Linked DNA regions of Mus musculus: all the other regions are linked to region 1. A link is a loop called in an ENCODE intact Hi-C map of the cell type or tissue named here. Cell type or tissue: heart. All regions are shown on one strand.

Evidence for each region. Hi-C counts contacts between places; a loop is a spot of excess contacts. Peaks named below come from ENCODE experiments on the same cell type or tissue, not always from the same donor. Only the 100,000 strongest peaks of a DNase experiment are listed, where the experiment ranks them.
Region 2: it touches region 1 in a loop (4-fold over the local background); 5 of 42 quality-filtered maps call a loop at or near these places.
Region 3: it touches region 1 in a loop (2.1-fold over the local background); 7 of 42 quality-filtered maps call a loop at or near these places.
Region 4: a loop joins it to region 1, with 8 times the contacts of the local background. A loop is called at or near these places in 13 of 42 quality-filtered maps.

What each region holds. Positions count from the first base shown.
Region 1 is chr9:30,938,089-30,943,088 of GRCm38, forward strand. It overlaps Adamts8 (a disintegrin-like and metallopeptidase (reprolysin type) with thrombospondin type 1 motif, 8), which reads left to right and starts at 4,474. Exons shown (of 9, transcript NM_013906.3): 1 at 4,474-5,000. The coding sequence starts at 4,749. In heart, CTCF peaks have their summits at 2,440 (motif pointing left) and 4,597; DNase peaks (open chromatin) are centred at 2,433 and 4,853; H3K4me3 peaks cover 956 bases; H3K27ac peaks cover 353 bases; H3K27me3 peaks cover 2,007 bases.
Region 2 is chr9:30,425,069-30,430,068 of GRCm38, forward strand. Snx19 (sorting nexin 19) reads left to right here and starts at 2,261. Exons shown (of 11, transcript NM_028874.2): 1 at 2,261-4,188. The coding sequence starts at 2,500. It overlaps Gm30933 (predicted gene, 30933), which reads right to left and starts at 1,910. Exons shown (of 3, transcript NR_169179.1): 1 at 1,799-1,910. In heart, no CTCF peak of the experiment used is centred here; a DNase peak (open chromatin) is centred at 1,983; H3K4me3 peaks cover 1,559 bases; H3K27ac peaks cover 1,057 bases; H3K27me3 peaks cover 265 bases.
Region 3 is chr9:31,028,151-31,033,150 of GRCm38, forward strand. It overlaps Zbtb44 (zinc finger and BTB domain containing 44), which reads left to right and starts at 2,494. Exons shown (of 6, transcript NM_001115130.1): 1 at 2,494-2,808. In heart, no CTCF peak of the experiment used is centred here; a DNase peak (open chromatin) is centred at 2,171; H3K4me3 peaks cover 2,879 bases; H3K27ac peaks cover 2,108 bases.
Region 4 is chr9:30,446,189-30,451,188 of GRCm38, forward strand. All of the region lies in intron 8 of Snx19 (sorting nexin 19), which reads left to right. Among named protein-coding and RNA genes, the nearest start is that of Snx19, 21 kb to the left of the region's middle. In heart, a CTCF peak has its summit at 2,398 (motif pointing right); a DNase peak (open chromatin) is centred at 2,513; H3K27ac peaks cover 44 bases.

The sequences.
Region 1 (5,000 bases):
GAGGAGGAGGAAGAGGAGGAGGAGGAGGAGGAGGAGGGGAAGGAGAAGGAGGAGGAGGAGGAGGAGGAGGGGGAGGAGGAGAAGGAGAAGGAGAAGGAGAAGGAGAAGGAGAAGAAGAAGAAGAAGAAGAAGAAGAAGAGGAGGAGGAGGAGGAGGAGGAGGAGGAGGAGGAGGAGGAGGAGAAGAAGAAGAAGAAGAAGAAGAAGAAGAAGAAGAAGAAGAAGAAGAAGAAGAAGAAGAAGAAGAAGAAGAAGAAAAGGAGGAGGAGGAGGAGGAAGAGGAGGAGGAGGAGGAGGAGGAGGAGGAGGAGGAGGAGAAGAAGAAGAAGAAGAAGAAGAAGAAGAAGAAGAAGAAGAAGAAGAAGAAGAAGAAGAAGAAGAAGAAGAAGAAGAAGACGACTTCTAAGTATCTTCCCAAGGAAGGACATTGATCCATTGTATCCCAACATTCCTTTCTAACTCTCTAATACGATGGGCTAACTCTGTGTGAGATGTTCTTTCCCCCCCCCCAAAAATATGTTCTATTTAATTTGCAGTTTGCACATGACTTTGGTGAAGAATCCTGTCCAACAACTGTTATCTAAGGAACCCTAAGCACTTCATTTACATCAGCACCCCAAGCCTGCACATTACCTGTGTAATTCACTCCTCAGATCAGTGCTTAGCAACAGCAAGCACTCAAAAGATGGCAGCTATCTCTAGTAAGGAGCAAATGAGACCAAGTCAATGAAAATGAGCATAGAAGACAAAAAAAAGCCTCAGCCACAGTTGATACTTGGTGTTAAGGAAAAAGCACAAATTACGAAGGAACCTCTAGGGCAATGCAGTCTCTATCTTCCTGTAGAAGGTACCATAGCATTTATAGCTGGAGAGCCACCATCCTCTACACAACTTTGGGTAAATCACTGAAACCTGCATTTGCCCTCTTCTTCAAAATGCAAGCGGAAGTGGGTTAGTTGACCACTAATGTTCTGCCCAGTTTTGATAGAATCTGGAAGCCTAGAGACTATCAGAATTTAGTGTATACTATAAATACATGGGGTAAGCACCTTACTAGTGATAAACAGAAACAGCATGAATTAATTCAAAACAAGGTTCAGAGCTTTGAAGACTGTTCACCAGTTGAGAGAGCTTTCTGCATACTAGTGAGCACCCATGCAAGCCCCATGTCCCTCCTAACCAGTTTCAAGGGAGATGGGGACAGGAAAATCTCTGGGGTTTGTTGGCTTCCAGCCTAGCCAAGAAAAAATAAATCCCAGGCTCAGGGAGAGACCCTGCCTCAAAAGAATTGGCAGAGCAAGGTAAGGTGGGATACCCAGTGCAGAGCATGGTAAGGTGGGATAGCCAGTGCTTTCTTCTGGCCTCCACACATGTGTAGAATATGCACAGATGCACGTACACTCACACACACACACACATAAATAAATGAATATTTTCAGAAAAATGAAGAGGGTGAGGAGAACGACCAGCAGTTAAAAGCATTGGTTGCTCTTTCCGAGGTCCTTGGGTTGATTCCCAGCACCCACATGGCAGCTCACAACTACCTGTAACTCCAGTTCCAGGGGATCAGATGCCTGCTTCTGACCTCCATGGGCACACATATGGTCCATATACACACATGTGGACACAACACTTATACCTATAAAATAAACAAACCTAAACATACTTTAAAAAAAACTAAAAAACAACTTAAAATGTACAATAAGCCTATAGTACAAACCAATACAAAAGCAATTAATTATTTAAACACTAATTAAATAATTAATAGATGTTAAATATAGACTTATAGACCAAACAAATATATCTTAACTTTTCAAATAATTCCACATTCATATTCATAGCAAAAAAAAAAAAAAAAAAAAACTTATTTTGAGCATCTTACTTGCTGAGAATCCTGTATGTGGCATCTCATGCCACTCCAAATTTAAGAAATTTAAACTAACACTGTTTTACATTCAGCCAACAACGTTTCTATAGAAAAATCCAGATGGTGAATATTCTAAGCTCGTTCGGCCCTATCCTGTATAGCTCAAATGCAGCCAAAGGGTCTGTGAATGTCTCTTGCCAGTAAACTCTATTACGAACACTGGAGTTTGAATTTCATGGCATTTTCAAGATCGTGAAATAGTAATCGTTTATTTTTTTTTTACATTTACCACTTAAAATATGTAAAACATTTTTCTTTAGCACATGGAATATACAGAAGCAGTCTTAGTCCATGCACCGCAGTTTGTCAAGCCTTTATATTCTTTGAAGCTCAAGACGTTAATGTAGGAACTCCAAAATCGGCCCATTTGAGATTTTCCATGGTGGGCTGGGATAGTGTTTGTTTTGCTGTATGGACTTCACCAACCAAGCTTCTCAGAGTCCTCTCTGCAAGTCATCCGCCATCCCTGCAAGGCTTGGATTAAGCATAACTAAGGTACGGATGACACCTTGTGGTTGCATTGCGAATGGCAGGCATTTCCCTGGAAGTTACCACAGGGGCATCAGGAGGAATCCAGCAGGTCTCTACCTAGCAGCCAGGCTGGCTCCCAAGATCGTTTGCCAGACAGCAATTTTTGTGTGGTTGTAGTTGTAGTTGTTGATGAAATTGGGCAAAGATGAAGCCCAGTTCAGTGTCTGCCTTCAAAGTAGTTCTTTCTGTTTTACAACAGTAGCAGCTGCAATTTCCAGAGATTTCCCAAATGAAAACACAAGCAACACTTAGTTTCCCCGAGCCTGGTTATAGCCTCTAACATCTAAAGAGAAAGAAGAAGCTGGGCACTCCAATAAAATAGTAGTCACAAAGAAGAAAGAAGGCACTCGCACACGTGAAGGACCTAACTACTATGGAAAACCAGAAGTTGAAAGCCAGGCATGAGGTCACAGCACATACCTGTTTGAGGCCAGCCTGGGCTATGCAGTGAGTCCCTGTTTCAAGAAAGAAAAGAACAACAACCAGGAAAAAAGAAAAAGGAAAAGGATACACTGGAAAATACTGAACAAGGAACTTAATGGCTAAGACCAGTAATTGAAATGTCACCACAGCCCTGAGGCAAAAGGGATTGCTCATTTAACCGTACAGGTCACACTGTCCCAGGGATATTAAACTGTTGAGGGATGAGCATCTTGTTCATTTTTGGTAGAAAACAGAGATGCTTTCCATTCCCCTGCCTCTAGGAGTGTTTTACCCAAACTTCCAATTCTCTATACAGCAAAGGAAGGAGATTCAACCACTCCTTTGCAGTCCTATAAAAGTGGAGAGAGCTTGCGGTGCTGGGGCCTTTCCTTAGGTTCTGTAGTGACACAAGTTAATTTAAGAGACTCCTCTTTGTAGGTAACAAGTCCCAAGGAGTCTTTTGCATAGGCCAATCCTTCACAGCTACAGAAATGGATTGGATCGGCCAAACGAAGTAAGAATGACTCAACTGTAGGCACCCTCACATAAGCAAAGAGCTGCGTAGTTGGGGGTAGGTGAGCTGCCAAATGCTGTATCCTCCATGATTGTCTCAGAAAAGACACAGGGCGAGGGGCTAGGACTTGTTCTGGTACTGAGAGAACGTTGATTCTGAATCCAATCTAGACCTGCACCGGTAATACTAGAGTGGATACAAAGATTGTGGTTTGTGGTCTTAAGACGGTCATCACTCTTGCTGGATCCCACTCTCTTCTGTAGGAAGGTGGCAGAGTGAATTATCTCCCCACATATTTAGATGTATTTGGAGCTGTGGGCAATACAGTATAAGGGACCTGGCCACCTTTCCCCGTGTCAGCAAGGCAACTGGCAGAGCTGTGCATCAGAAGACAGACTGGTGAAGTACTTCCTCCCATAGGAAACGAGAAATGTAGTGGTATTGAATCCATTTTACTTTCCTGGTAGTAGCCTCTCACTACCCCCACTATGCTCAGAAGCAAGCAACAAAACAACCTTGACCAGGTGGCATTTTTAAAGTTCTGAAGTGCTCCTAATGGACAGCGTGATTCCAGTATGACTTTCCTACCTCTCACTTTGTATTTGACCATTAAAGGCTTTGGAACCTTCCCACAAACCTCTTTTAACACTGCCAGGTTTGTACAAAAATCTGCATACTGTCTCTGAGGCCAGAGCAGGGTGTGTCTGTCCCCAGCACCTGGCTCTTGCACAAGAAGAAGCCAGTGTCTCTCCCATCTAGGACTCGCCTTCAGGGGGACTGTCCAGCATTACAGGAATTGGCATGGGTCTTCACGTAGTCACGTAAAAAGGAAAAAAAAAAAAAAAGCTGTAGTTGACACTTAACTACTTAACTATCGGGAGGGGCTCACTGACTCCTGATTGGTTTTACATTTCATCCCTTTTTTTTCCCCTCCTCTCCTTTTCTGTTTCTGTCTCTGACCCCAGGGGAGGGGAAACGGGAATAGTGAGCGATCAAAAATAAACCTCTTATGTCAAAGCCGGGAAGGAAGTATAAATACGAAGGGCTCGGCAGCCCACTCGGTGTTTCCCGAGGAAGGAGGCGACTGCACGGGACGCCGCGGAGGACGCGCGCTCGCGGCCCGGGGCGCCAGCTGCTCGAGTTCTGCTAGGTTGGCTGGCGCAGGAGGAGCGGGCTGCGCGATCCAGAGGGGCCGCCAGGGGACCGCCGCGCCTGCTGCCGCTAGCCGAGTCGGCCTCCCCATCCGATTGATCATTTTTCCTGGACAGAGCGGCCCGGCCGCCTCGGGCCACCAGCACCTGCCCGCGCGCGGCGATCTTCTTCCCTCTCCCGCGCTCCGCAGCACTCTGCCCCCATGCTCCGCGACCCCACCACCACCGGGTGGCCGCCCCTCCTGCTGCTGCTATTGCAGCTGCCGCCGCCGCCACTCGTCTGCGGCGCCCCGGCGGGGCCGGGAACCGGGGCGCAGGCCTCGGAGCTAGTGGTGCCCACGCGGTTGCCCGGCAGCGCGAGCGAGCTCGCCTTCCACCTGTCCGCCTTCGGCCAGGGCTTCGTGCTGCGCCTGGCGCCTGACGCCAGCTTCCTGGCGCCGGAATTCAAGATCGAG
Region 2 (5,000 bases), 510 kb before region 1:
ATACCTTTGGGTGAATTGGTGGCTTTTGTCTTCTTAGCCCTAGCACGCCTTTAATGGACTGAGAAATAGCAGGTCGGAAGGCAAGCGGCATCTCTTGAGAGGTGAGTGACCGGTCAGCCTCCCCCACCACAGGCCCACACCATTCTCTATCAGGCAGGGCTCTCACCTCCTCCCAATGATTAATCTGTTTGGATCCTAAGATCTGTCCTAAATCCCCAGGCAGAAGCTCATAGCCATCCAGATGACAAGTGCATTGGCATGTCCATCAACTGTGCTGCAGAATCAGGAAGACACTCTTGGCTACCTCAGAGCTTCAGACCATCTGCTCAGGTGGCACAACGCCCACTGACAAGGTCAGTTCGTTGCTACCCTGCACTTTCGGTCTCATGATGCATGGGAGGTTTTTCTCTGAGCTGCAGAAGCGAAGTCCTAAGTGGTACCATTAGTTCTCCGCCATTTAAGTCTCTGCTGTGACTCTTGCGTGGGCAGCAGGGATATTTACTTCTCTAGAGCATTACTGTCAGGTAACTGTTCCCGGAACAACAGGATAGTTTGGGAGGACAAGACAGGCAGTCTGCAGGTCTCACATTCCTTTCAGTTGGGAGGAGGATACAGTGAAAGGATGTTCACCCTGGCAACATGAATTAGTGCTTTGTAACTCCAGAGATCACCTTGCCTGCCTAGAAACACTTTGATCCTAAACTATATTGTTGGCCTTTGAGGCTGTTAGTTGTCAACCACATCCAATTGTAGATGATGGTTTCCTTTGTATTCAAATAAAGTTATTACCTTGACACCAGCAGTGGAGACAGAAAAGGAAGCTGTAAGATCTCTCTGGTACAGGGTTGTTTTATTTTGCTTGGTTTTTTTTTTTTTTTTTTGCGGGTTGGGGGTTGTTTTGTTTTAGTTTTTGCTTTTTGTTGCTTTGTTTTGTTGTTGTTGTTGTTGGGTTGTTTTGTTTTATTTGGTGAATTTGCCTAAATCCTTCAAGGCTACAGCAGAGGACAGACTGGTAAAGAGCGATGGCATTCATCTGTGTCCAAATGGAAAGGAGAGCCACACTGCAGAGTCCAGAAGGACCAAGGTGGAGGCTTCACACAAAGAAGACATCAATGCTTCTACACATAGCCAGTGCCACTTTCAGATACTGACTTTCTTTGTAGGTCACTCTTTTTGAGTTGACAACTGGCAGATGTGTTCAAAGCAGAACACAGACAGGGGCAAATGTGTTAGAGGGTAAACTAAAAACAAGACGTCTCTTCCTCTGCCTTGCATGCCTATGCACATGGGAAGAAAAGGAAGCCGACAGGCAGAAAAGTCTTCAAGATTCAGCACGAAGGCTATCTTCTTAATGGGTTCCCTTTAACCATTGCGATTCACTAAAATCATTCCAGAACGTACTTAAGATTTTGCAATTCACTATATCTTATAGGGACTCGCTTTACTGAAAGCTGATTTACGTCAAATAAACTCATTCCCCCAATTAGCTTCAAGGGCTACAAGGACCCACTCTTCAAGCCAGTGACTAAACATAGGAAATACTCTCTAGAAACCTGCCCCACATCTTAATACTTACCTTTGACTACTCCGGAAAACAAAAGAGGTGGACTGTGAATTGAGTAGAGTTGGGAGGGGGGTCGGGGGGGGGGGTGGAGTGGGGGTAGAGGTGGGGCGTTCTGGAAGAAGCAAGGAGAATTTTTAAAATCCCTCATCAATCTAGCTCCCAACAGTACGTCTCCAAGGGAATTAAAACAAAGCTCATTACGGAAAGTTTCCCTAAACCTCTAGAGATATTTACAAACAGCACTTTAAAGAGCCTGGGCGAGTATCCGTTTTGGCCCAGGTGAGCACGGGCTCTGGGTTCTCAGCTTAGCAGAGCGGTGTGTACGCCCACCGTCACCACCGCTCCTCACCACCAGGGGGCGTCCGTGGCTCCGATCCACCAGGCCGCTCTCCCAGCGTACCCCGCTCCCGCAGGCCGCGACCCGGAAGCTGTCGCCGGCTGCTAGCCGGCCCGCTGCTCTGTCCACTTTGGAGTTGCGGAGTGTAGTGGCCTGGGCGGCCGGAGCTTGTTGTGGCTGCTGGCCGCGGCGGTCGGAAGGATCCCCACCCCCCCAAGAGTTCGTTCCCAGGGGCGCAGTCTGAGCACGGGTCCCCCAGCGACGTGTGACCCGATCTGCCGGCTGCTGCTTCGGAGTTCGTAAGTGTCCGTGGGCCGCGCGGGGCTGCGAAGAGACTCTCCGCCTGGGCCATGATGGAGGCCGGCAAAGTTTTCCTCATCTCGGCTGGAACAGGCTAGTTGATGGGCCCTGTCGACAGAAGCGAGCGGGAGAAGCAGAGCTTTTTCTGTCGCTCTGCAGTGCCAGTAGTATCGAAGGTCCAGAGTTCACTCAGTAGCAGCTGGACTTGTTCTCTTCGGTGACAGTTCATGCTCCCACTCCTGACACCAAAATAAAATCGGAGGCTGTCATCTGTGGAAACATACCTGTCCTTTCAACCATGAAGGCACAAACAGTGTCCCCTACCCAGGGGACTATCTCCGAGTCCAGTTATGTCCACAGCAATCTATGGAGTAGCCGGAAGCTAATGATCGTGGGGGTCTTGGTGGGCTGGCTACTGGTCATCCACCTTCTGGTCAACATGTGGCTTCTGATCCTTCTATGTGCATCGCTGGTAGCGCTGGGAGGATGGCTGGGCTCCACTGCCATCCTAGGGGCTTCAGGTCAATTGCACCTGGAACGATTCATTACCATCACCACCTGTCCTCCATGTCCCGAGGCAGAAAGGCAGCTGGAACAGGAGATTAACCGCACTATCCAGATGATTATCCGAGACTTCGTGTTATCCTGGTATCGTTCTGTGAGCCATGAGCCGGCCTTCGAGGCAGAGATGGAGGCAGCCATGAAAGGGTTGGTTCAGGAGCTTCGAAGGCGGATGAGCATAGTGGACAGCCATGCTCTTACCCAGAGGGTTCTGACTCTCTGTGGTTGTCACCTGCAGAGCTATATTCAGGCAAAGGAGGCTACTGCAAAGGAGCAGAGCTGTCCAGTTCAGCCCTCCCAGCTGTGGGATGCTTACTGCCAGGTTACAGCTCCCCATCCTGCCATGAGCTGTCCCACCACGGAGGTCACTTATGCACGTGGCATTGTGAACTTGATACTAAAAGAGTTAGTGCCCAAGCCCCACCTGGAGACGAGGACTGGACGCCACGTTGTGGTTGAAGTTATTACTTGCAATGTCATCTTACCACTGATCAGCAAGCTATCAGATCCTGACTGGATCCACCTTATTCTTGTGAGTATCTTTTCCAAGTACAGACATGATGCAGCACAGGGAACTAAACCCCCCTGCTCATCCAGTGTCCTAGAGCAGCCCTCGGTGCCCACATCTCTGCCATTGATTGTTGAAGTAGAGAGTCTGCCAGTAGGAAAAGCATCTTCTCCAGCAACAGCCCCAGTACACTTGACCTCCAGTGAGCCAGCCCCTTCCCCAGAGATTGAAGAAGGCCATGAAGCTGTAGAGGGAGATTTGCCTGGGATGCTCGAAGAAAAAAAAGTAGGAAATAGCTCATCCCATTTTCTACAGCCAGATATCCGAGGCCCCTTGTTCTTATGTGAAGACTCAGAACTGGAGTCACCACTGTCTGAACTGAGCAAAGAAACCATCCTGCTAATGACCCCAGGCAACTTCCTTTCTGACAGGATTCAAGATGCTCTGTGTGCCCTAGACGACTCCGGGGCTCTGGAGCCTAAGGATGGCGAGGGATCTGAATGTATGGAAGGAGCAGAGGCCGAGGAGGCCCCAGGGACAGACACAGAGACAGGCATGCTGGTCTCCGTGCTTAATTGCCCAGAGATCCAGATTGACACAGCAGACAAGGAGGTGGAGCAAGGAGATGACACCTCTCTTACAGCTTTGCTGGAGGAACCAGAAAAACCCTGCCCCCTACGGCCCTCATGTTTAGACAAAGATCTCGCCAGTGGTGTGTGCTCCCTTGAACCTGCTATGCCCCCAGTGCCTCTTTCCTCCTCTCCACCTGGTCCTCTCAGCTCAGCCACCTTCAGCTTCGAGTCCCTGAGCAGTCCAGACGGCCCGGTTGTCATCCAGAACCTTCGAATCACTGGCACCATCACTGCCCGAGAGCACAGTGGGACTGGATTCCACCCATACACACTGTACACTGTGAAGGTAACAGGATGATGGCTGTGCTTTCTCACTTTGGGGATGGGGTTTAGAAAGCAGAGTCTGTAAACAGATTGTTGCAAGGGCAGATAAGAGCATCCCGTGTTGATTAAATAAATTAAATAAAGTGGTGTATAGCTCGTTTGGAAGCCAGGATCAGCTCTTATGGTAGACCCACACAAACAGCACCAGAAACTCAGTGTCAGAAGACTGGGTGCGGGGGTGGGGGGTGGGGTGGGGGTGGAGGTTGGGGGAGGGGGTTCAACGTTTTCATTGGTTCTCAAACCTGCTTCGACCTCAGAATCACTCTGACTGCTTTGTAAATACACGGACTCTGACAGACGTATTCTGGATAAGAATTTCTAAGAATGCATCCCAAAATTCTACATTTTTAAAAAAAAAACCGACTTACTTATTTTTATTTTACGTGTATATTTTGCCTGCGTGTATGTAAGTGCATTGTGTGCCTGATGCTTGTAGAAGCCAGAAGAGGGTTCTAGAGGGTTTGAATCTGCAGTTGCAAACAGTTGTTAGCTGCCATGTGGGTGCTCGGAACCAAACCCTGGTTCTCTGTAAGAGCATCAAGTGCTTTTAACTGCCGAGCCATTTCTCCCCATTTCTCCGTCCCCCCCACATTTGTTTCTTAAATGAAACTTTCCAGTTAACTCATCGCTCCACTGCCTGGCCTGAGGCAAGACCTGCTACTTTAACCAGTTTTCTCCATATCATCTCTGCATAGTTGTTCCCAAGTCTATGCATAGACGCCTCAAGGAATGAGGAACTTGCCACCTTCTGACTTAAATATAAGTATTCTACCT
Region 3 (5,000 bases), 90 kb after region 1:
CTAAGGGGACCATTAGAGACTGGCACAATGCATGGTAAGGAAAAGAGATTGGTTTTTGTTTATACAGTTGGAAGGAGCTAATAAAGAAGTAAGTTAAGCAGTTAAGGGTCTACCATGAGAAACCATTTTTGCCAGAAACGGGTTTCCCAAACAGCTCATGGATAAAACAATCATCCCTTCTGGAATTTGAATTCCTCAGAATCATCTACACTGGGTTAATAATTAAGAGTTCCTCATACTGTCTAGTTTGTTTGTTTCACCTGTGTACAGGATTCCGATTTCACAAAATCCTTCCAGCAGAATTATTCAACACGGTGTCAAAGAAAGGTCTACCTATTCTAGCAACCCAAGGGCAAGTCTCTGCTAGCTCGGGAAGAAAAAAGGTGGGAGGCTAAGAGGCCACAGAAAATGATCCTGCCCAAAACCAAAATACAGAGAAGGGTTCCAACAATGGCTAAGCTGCATTTTCTCTCCCACCCTCTCCAAGCATTTAGAACTTTGCCTTTAAGAGACCAGCAGCCACCTGTTGCTTAATAAATTCTTTAGACCTAGGGTGGGAATGGGCTGGGAGGATAGCATTTTTAGAGACAAAATGAGAAATAGACAGAGCTTAAGAGAAAGAAAAAGGAGAGGTGCTTGCACTCTCTCCCCCCCCCCCCCGCCAACCCCCCCCCCCCCGTGTGTGTGTGTGTGTGTGTGTGCACTCCTGAGTTCTGCCTGTCCTACGAACATTAACCGCCATTTCTGTCCCTTGAGTCACAATTAGAAATGCCCAAATGAATGCTCTCTTGGCTGTCCAATTAAATAGACTAAGACACAGGCTTTATTTGTCTACTTTATTCCCACTAGATTCTTCTCCCCTTGTTTTTCCATGACATATGTTTTCAGTACACACTCTACCAAGGGCCTTTTTAGCTCAGGCGCCTCCGTAGTTAGTAAGATTCTTCAAATCTCACTGTAAAGCCAGGCCCGATTTGTTTTCTGATGTTGCTCATCACTGAAATGGAATAATAAAAACTTGATAGAATAATATTAAGAAAGTTGTAGATTAGGTTGTCAAGGATTAAATACTTTCTAACTCTTGAAAATTTGTTGGAGCATAGACTTTGATTTTGTTGACATTATTTTGAAAAATTTCATCGCTTTGGGTGCTCTGGTAGAGGGTGGTTTAAGTCAGAGGCAGCCAAGTGTCTAATGCAGCTGGGAGATCAACCTACCTTGCACAAAGAAGTCTTTCGGTTTAAAAACTGGAGGTGTAGGTACATAGCATGCCCAGCACCCAAATTGCAGCGGTCTTGACTGGTATCCTGCCCTTCTCCTCTTCTGGGGCGCAATCCCACTTGCCTCCAGGAATACCCACTCCGCCCCCAGTGCCCCCAATCGCCAGGTCTGATTCCCTGAGGTCCGAGGTAGCCACACCTTAGGGTATTTTATCCTACAGGCAGACTTTACAGCGACCGAAACTCAGACAGTAACCCTCTAGAGAAGAACAGTCAATTTTCGGTGATCCACACATTCCCTTCCCCAAGGGCGAGACTGTGTACTAGAACGGGATTCACCGTAAGGGAAGGAATAGTTCACAGTTGCTTTAGGTTTTAGAAGCCAGTCTGTGTTGGGGAAAGAAAAAAGACATGGGAGCCAATTTTTTTTTCTGGTCTGCTCAGAACTGCACTTCCTGCCATGGTAATCAGAAAAATGCTATGGCAACCTCAAAGTACGACAAGGCTGCTAGACCTGTCAAGACGCTCGGTAGTAACCCTTGCGGGGGATCGCTGATCATCGGGGAGAAAGCAGGGGAGCTCGCCAGATTCTCAGAGGCCCTCGTGGCCACGCCCTAATAGGCCTCAGTTTCCACGTGTGAAAAATGGCCACACCACCCAGATTCCTTTCCCGACCGGGAAATGCTGGAGTGCTTTGCTGCTACAGAAACCACCCGGGGAAGAGAGTTTCTTTCGGTTTTTAGCTCCAAGAAAAGCAAATCATCCTAACGCTGGCTTCCTTCGGCGCAGGACCAGACCACAGCTACGGGACGACAACCCGACAGGCCTCATGGCGCTTATGCATACGAAGCTCACAGACAAGTGCACACAGACTGGGTCAAGGCCCGCTGTGCTTCAGCGTCTGGCTTGCACCACCGGCGAAGGACAGCTCGCACTACGCTTGCGCAATAGCCGCGCACCGCCTCCAGCGCGGCCCCGCCCCTCCCTCTCCCTAGGCCGGGCCGGCCGGCCGCGCGGAGCATTGTGGGACACAAACAAAGTGCCCCCAAACAGGCTGGAGTGAAACGAGCGGCTACGGCGGCGCCCGCCCGCCCGCACGCCCGCACGCGCGCTGCGGCGGCTCCCTCCCAGCCTCCCGTCCTCTCCCCTCAGTCCCTTTCCCCTTCCCCACCCCGCCCCGCCGCGGCCAGCGCGAGCGAGCCTTCGGCCGCCCTCGACCAACCGCCCCCAACGGCCGTCCGTGCGCAGCGGGCTGGGCCCCTCGCTCCTCCCCTCAGGCCCACGGGCGCCCGGCGCTCTCCTCGCGCCTCGCACTCTCGCACCTCGCGGCCACGCGGGTGAGTGGCGCCGCCATGCGCGCCCAGTCCCAGGCTGCACACTGGCCTAGGAGCGGCGGCCCGAGATAGGGTCCCCTGAGCCTCCCGGGGGAGGAGAGGAGCCAGTCGCGCGCTCCGCCCCCTCCCCCCGGGTTGCCGCCACCGCCGCTGCCTCCGCCACCGCCACAGCCACCGCCACCTCGCCGCCCCAGCCTGGCGGGGAAGAGGAGGAGCAGTTGCAGGCCTCCGGGCCTCGGCACCGCCGCCCGCAGGTAACGGGAGGGGAGGGCCAGTGGGGAGACGGCGGGCCGGCCTGGGGACTGACACCACTTGTCACCCACCTGGACGCGGGAGGGAGAGGAAACCTGGTTTGTCACCCTGATTCGTGCTGGGAGGCACCCACAGGGTCCCCCTCATTGGCGATTAATCCTTAGAGGGGGACTGGCCTTGGTCCCAGCGGACCTGAAGCCGTCACCCAGATCTTCCAGGGGAGCCTATCGGCCAGAAAATCCGCCCAATAACAAATGCTGTGCTGCCGGGCCATTTATTACCCGCTCACCTGGTCTACGCGCGAGCCCTAGACTTGTTTATTCCTTCCTCTCCCAGGCTGCCCTACTCGCCCGCGTCGGAACGGCACTTTTCTTAAAAAGAAATAGAGAATGCAAACACTTCTAACCCCCTCCCACCTACCTGAGGATCACTCTGTAGCTGGTCTTTTTACTGTCGGCCTAACAAAAAGCTAGGGGTTACCTGCAAGTGAAATGACAACTAAGTTACAACTGATTAAAGGAAATCGCATCAGTTTGGTTTTTGTAAACCTTAACCAGAATCTATTGAAAACCGCGATGTTTACGTACTTTCACGGAACTTACAGAAATTAAGACCAAAACTACTTTTTTAAGCATATAAGCATACTAATCTGTTGAATGTGTGTTTTCAGAAAAATTCTCAACTTCCGCTTATTAGCATTTTTTTGCAGAGATAAGTTAATACCCAAAGCGAACTATACCATATAATAGACAACAGAGGCTGGATAAAGATTTGATATTTCCTTTTGCCTTTTTGGTAATTCTTGATTTAAAAAGTACTACATAGATCTTGATTTTTTTGTTCCTATTTACTTTGATTTCCAGTTGATTTATAATATTCGTTTATGTCTTTGTAGTTCTCCCCATGGAATATAAAAAGGAGTGTTTTCTTAATCCATTTGTATTTTGTGATGATTTGTATTTATTAATTACAAAAACCAGGTTTACTTACTTTGTGCAACAATGCTTTGCTTTGTTAGAGCTATAGTCTTATTCTTAGAACCTGGTGATATAGTTACTTTTGAGTTTTATAGAATTGACAGAAACTTAGTAATATTAATTGTAACTTGCCCCAGGTTGCCCAATTGACAATTGAACCCAGAGACATTCCTGGGTAAGATGGCTTTTTCCGCTGTACTTCTCAGTAGTAATATAAATTTCTTTTATGGCCTGGAAGTTTTCAGTTTCACAGAAGTTGTCAGGGAAAATGCAGTGAACATAGATACCAGACTGGTGGTCAACCTTTTTCTCTGCATTGTTGCCAGTTTTTCTTGTGGTTGCTACTGTTGCTGTTGTTGAGACAGTCTGCCTCTTCCTCCTAAGTGCTGGTTGGGATTAGATTTTTTTTCCCCCACCATGTTTGATTTTGTTTGTTTGTTGTTTTGTTTTTTGAAACAGGATTTCTGTGTGTAGCCCTGGCTGGCCTGGAACTCACTCTGTAGACTGCCTAGCCTTAAACTCAAGTGATCACAACGCCTGCCTCTGCCTCCCAAACACTAGGCTTGCAATGTGGCCACCACCACCAGGCTCCATGTTTGATTCTTTTATTTCCTAAAAATACCAAGTCAAATTAACAATGTCCATTAAAATATGTGTATTCAGATTTACTCTGTTGTTCCTAAGTGTTTCCACAGCTGTAGTCAATCAAGGTTATAGTGTTGCATGTGGTGATTGCATATACTTAGTCATACCTTTTGTTAAAAAGGGTGGTACCCAGACCACTTTTCCATTTTCTGGGCACTTAACTGACCAATTGTTCTGTAGAATCTGGCTACATATTTGAACTTTGACCTTGTCTTTGAGTGTCAATTCACTTACTGTTCTTGTTAAGTAAAAGTTTGGTTCTAGACCTGTCCAACTGCTGGTCCATGGTTGTATCCAAAGGCAAGGATATCTGTGAATACATCCCAACACAAAGTTATAAACTGAAAATACTAGTTTGTGTGTGTGTGTGTGTGCACGCGCGCTTATAACTTCATGAATTGCACGATTTCTTTGAAAACTTTGTAGATAATGGTGATAGCATCTTGTCAAAAGATTGGGCATCCCTGGAACAAAGATTTCATTTGTTTAAGGGAAACCTTACTTGGCAAGAGTATTTAAATGGATGATACCCTGTATCTCATAATTGTATATATTAGGAGGTTTATAGTGTT
Region 4 (5,000 bases), 490 kb before region 1:
TGAGAAGAAGAGAACATGCAGGGTGAAGGAATCCGACAAACAGCAAGCCCAGGAGAAAATTAAATAGTAAATGGCAATTTCTAGAGCTTCTGATAGGTCATGGAGTCCTCTTAGGAAAGGTATTGCTTAACAAGCCAGCTCTTGAGAAATTCCAGAAGGTGGTGGCAGAGGTATGATCACTGGAGAGTGTGGGCTGCCCAGTGGGATACCTGTGTGTCTCCCAAGGACAATCACCAATGGCTGATGTGAACACTATTGCTACTCTTCTCTTATGTCACTCTGGAGTCATAGGCATTATATGGGTAGAACTCCACACAAGCTGACTTTCTTGGTGTGTATGTGTGTAACAGCCTGAGGGGCCTTTGTGACATTAGTTACTTCTTAAGGGAAACTCAAGACCTGCCACCAAAAGGACACAAGCAGTTACAATAGGAAAGAACCTGACATTTATTACAGTCTCACTAGCAGGGAAGCCTACTATTACTGTATGTGCTGATGTGCAGTTCTGCCACATAGACATCCCGCTTCACTGCCTGAACAGTTCCTTCCCCTCATACTGCCTCCCTCCTGTTTGTACAAGGTTCCTCACAAAACACTGCCTGCTAAAATTAAAATCTACCTCACTAAGCTCCAGGGTCTTAGTCCTGTCTAGTCTTTAGACTCCAGACTGGTCTCTGGGTCTGATGCACCAGAAGGTACTACATACACCCATTTCCATCAGCAGACTCTGACTTTGTTCTTAAGCACTCCTGGGCCAGGGGTTAGTCTTTCCTAGTGGTTCTTTTCTACACCCTGGCCACAACTAGAGAAGATCAAAACAATTCCGAGTCACCAGGAGACAAGTGCTGTGTCTCTTTACTCTAGACCTCTCTCCGTCCAGTACAGCTCCAGCGCCATGCGTTGTCTCACATCTAACTTCTTCCTATGACAGACAGCTTCTCTAGAAAAAGCATGTGCTTTTGCTGGCACACCAGATCCTTTGACTCAATAAGTCTTCAATTTCTTGTATTAGGTTATTTCTGGCCCAAAAGTATCATTGACCTGGGCTGTATTTAAAAGTGCTGAAATCAGGGATTTTGTGTAGTGATGGCTTCCTTCAAATTGTGTTGTGTCTTTTTGGTTGGAAGGAATGTGTCTTGCCATAGCTCGCCCACTAGGCACATTACAGGAAAGCCCTCTGTGGCTGGGCCAGGAAAGGACCCCAACAGTTATGTCTGCCATATACCCTGTCTGCCTTGCATTTGAGGGACGTCACTTGCTCTAAATTCATATTATGTTAAAGACACTATGCCCTACCCTATTACATGAGAATTTCCACTTAATGGAATAAATATTATTATAACATATTACATTGTAATATAATATTGTAATAGATATATAGTAACTGAGTATCTTCTATGATTGTGTGTTTGTTCTTATTTTATAATGTTCTTAAATTCTCATATGTTCCGATGGAAGTACAGCACTAGTCATAATAAAATGAAGAGAAAACCAGAATATTGAGGCATTTAAATCTAAAGAGAATGCCATTTCCCAAGCCACATTATTGGTACCTGTTGCCTCCCTGCAACAACAAATAGGAACCTGAAAGTGTAAGGTTTTGGCAACAACATTAGACTATGTAAGATTCTTGAGGGCAAAGATAGAGCGTATTCACAGTTGTGTCGCAAACGCCTCCTCTGACATATAGAAGACACTGACTGAAATTCTGTTAAATGAGCAGATGCAAGATCGCATGCAATTCCATGTCTCAGTATGTCTCTCATCACCAGGGAGAACTCCAAGCATCCTCGGCAGTGCTAGGGGACAAGAGGTACCCAAGGAAACAAAATCTCCCCAGGCTGTTCCCATAGAGTGTCCCCAGCTGATAAAGTGGGCATCTCCAATACCCAGGGCTGTGGTTGTACCTACCCATAGGCTTGCCCTTCAGGCAACAGTACCGTTTCTTTCTGAAGCAGCACAGTGCCCTTGAGCGCCTTGCCTCACTGTGAGGACCCACTGATCTTATGCTCTCTGGAAGCAGCTCCTGCTGTTGCACTGTCCATGTCCACCCCCTACCCCCTTTCCACATAGGAAGAATGCGATCATTGAAAGCAGACAGACAGCCTCACTGTGTTTGACTTGGGGGCGAGTCTTACTCGCTGTATGGAGGTTCTTTCGGAGAAAGCTAATGCGGAATAAACTGTAAGAAGATGAAGGTATGTGTTTGGAGCTGCACCTTATAAGCCAGGGGTCGTTTAAGCTAAGTAATATTTCAAACAGTGCAGCAGGTGTAAATGGAGTAGATTACTTATACTTTTAAATAGAAAGCAACTCATAATAATTTTGAATGCTTTTAATCTAGTTCTCTGAATGGTGCAAGTCTGTGGCTTGGAAAATGAGTACCAAAATTCTCCCTGTAAACACCAGGTGGCACTGCAGGTTAAAAAATACCATTTACTTTCTGTAAGGAAGACTTATTTTGCAATAGTAGCTCTGCCCCGTGATGATGATGCCTAAGCATTGCTCCATAATTCAGAAGCCACGCCATGGTGCCAGTGACATAAACAGGCCGAGTGTCTTTCATCTTTCACATTTCCCCTCCTCCCTGACCTGATGGGGCCTCAGCACACTGTTCTCTAGTCAGTCTCGTCAGAGATGGCCTTTTGAGTGGCTTCCATCCTTTAAGAGTTCAGTGCTGGAACTGATATATTGAGATCAGAACGAACAACAGGTCTGTGGTAATAATGAGCCGGACAGACATCTGAATTGAGAGAATTTTGTCGGTACTCTTTAGCCCATATTTAGGCCTTTTGGATCCCAAAGCCTTAAATATGCACGATGATAAGTCTGTGTAAAGTAGGTGGTAGGCCAGTGCTCTGCCACTGAGCCATACTCCATTCCGATCCTCACTCTGTCCTTAGCATTGCCATCAAGTGCCTTGCAGAGGAAGAAAGTGACAGTGGAGCAGTGAAGGAGCAGATGTGCACATCCAGGTACACGCTTCAGTCTCACTCCATGGGCATGCCAGCAGCACTGGAGCGCGGTTCTCAAGGAGTTAGGGCTCCTGTGTGGGAGCCTGGCTGTGTAGTGCAGCGTCAGCATTAGCCCCAACAGCCCTTCCTCTCCCCACTGTGGTTTTTCCCTTTCTAGTTGTATGTATTATTTCCCTCTGCTTTCTAACTATTGCTGATTCACACAGAGTTGCCACCATGCAAAAACCCTGGAGCTGCCACAATGCTGTCCTTAGAATCTCTCCTTGGTGTCAGGAAAGCCTTCGCCTTGAGAAGCTTTTCAAAGGCATCCTAAAGAGAGGAAAGCAGAAGCCATTAGATAACGCCCACGCAGGTGCTTCCCCAACCTGCTCTGCTCACGCTTCTTTCTCTCCTACTCCCAAATCAAACTCGGATTTTCCAGTTTCTTTCTCTTGGACATGTTTCTCCTGTTGATCTTTTGTCTGCAAGATTGATCTTTTCTAGCCTTCTGTAGCCATTTTCACACCCTGTCTTGAAGTCCTGCTACCTCTGCTTATTTAAACAGGATCCCAGGTAATTTTCTTCCAAATCTTGGCTGAGCACACTCTAACTCTGGTACTTCTTATACTGGTGACATTTGGAAGCAGGAACCCTCCTGATAAAGAGCTCATAATTAGGCAGCTCTCTTTCCTCTGCCTCCTTTCTTCTTTTCCTGGGGTGGTGGCTCCCCTCTCAGCCAAGAGGGGGGCACCCCTGTGAGTTAAAGTCACCAGGAACAGTAGGGGCCCTGGTTGTCAGGACAACTGCTAACTTTCTGCCTCTTCCTTCCTTTGTGTCTGGCCTTTCTTCCTGGTGCTAAGGGCTTCCCACCCCTCACCGCCCTTTCCCCTTGGCTGACTCAATCTTCTTCTGAATGGGTGGCCCTTTTAATTACTGGCCCACCTCGGCCACCTCCCTGCCTTTGCCCTCCACTGAAAGGCAGGCTCAGGATTACTACCTGGGGACTGTGAATGAGCCAGACCTGCAGTTCACAAAGGGGCCAAAGAGGGGGGATGAGACAGTGTGGGTCCTCTAGTCTCTGTAATGAAAGTGTCCTTGTTTAGTAAACAACAGTTATGCTCTGGGGAGAGTCTGCCATAGTTTTCATGTTACCCCTAACGTAACAGGCGTCTCTTCAATCTGGTTAGTTACTCTGCAGCAGTGCTTACTGTTTCTATCTTTGTTTCCCTGAGGCTGCCGGGAAGGAGGGAAACTGAGGCATGAAGCCTCACTGGCTTCTTCCTATTCTCTGGATCTGATAGGGTTGGTACAAGGGACGAGTGGGGTCACTTTCTCTGTCACACACACAAACACAGCATCTTCAAAAACATTTTTAGTTTTCATTTTTTCTCGTTTCATCTTGGTAACTTCGTGAAGAAGACAACATAGGAAGTCTCCTGTTTTAAAAGTCAGTCAGAGGTGCTTGAGGTTATGCTGTGGTTACTAACAAAGGGGAGGGCTTGACCATCTTCAGAGGCAGATTTGTATAATATATCTTCAAATTACAGTCTTAAAAGTGTCACAGTGTCCAGCTCTGGAACAAATATCTTCAGACCACCCTTTGCACTTAGTCTTATTTTTGCCAGAATCTACAAGTGTCTCCTTTCTGTGCCATACTTCTTAGAAAGGGAGCCAGCTTCTGCTGCTTGTCTGTGTCCCCACCACACCTCCTTCCAGCTACATTCTTTTCTTCTTTCTAATTTCAAAAACTGGGTTGGAAGCAGCTTGGTGTTGTTCCATCCATCAGAAACACTTCCTAAAACACATGGGGGACTTAGTCATCTAGACATCTCTCTCATGTTTGACTTTCAGTCCTTTCTGTCCTCAGGGCTTATTTGCCAAGAAAACCAACAGAACGAAGCATAGGCAGCTGGCAGCTGTCTCCCTTCCCCAGGATTTATAGCGTGTAGAAAGAAGCCATGGCTGGGCCATGAACCCTTGCCTTTCACCCCTTGGCCCTTCCAGCAGGATGCATAACTATGTGTAACTTGCCCATTGCATGGATTT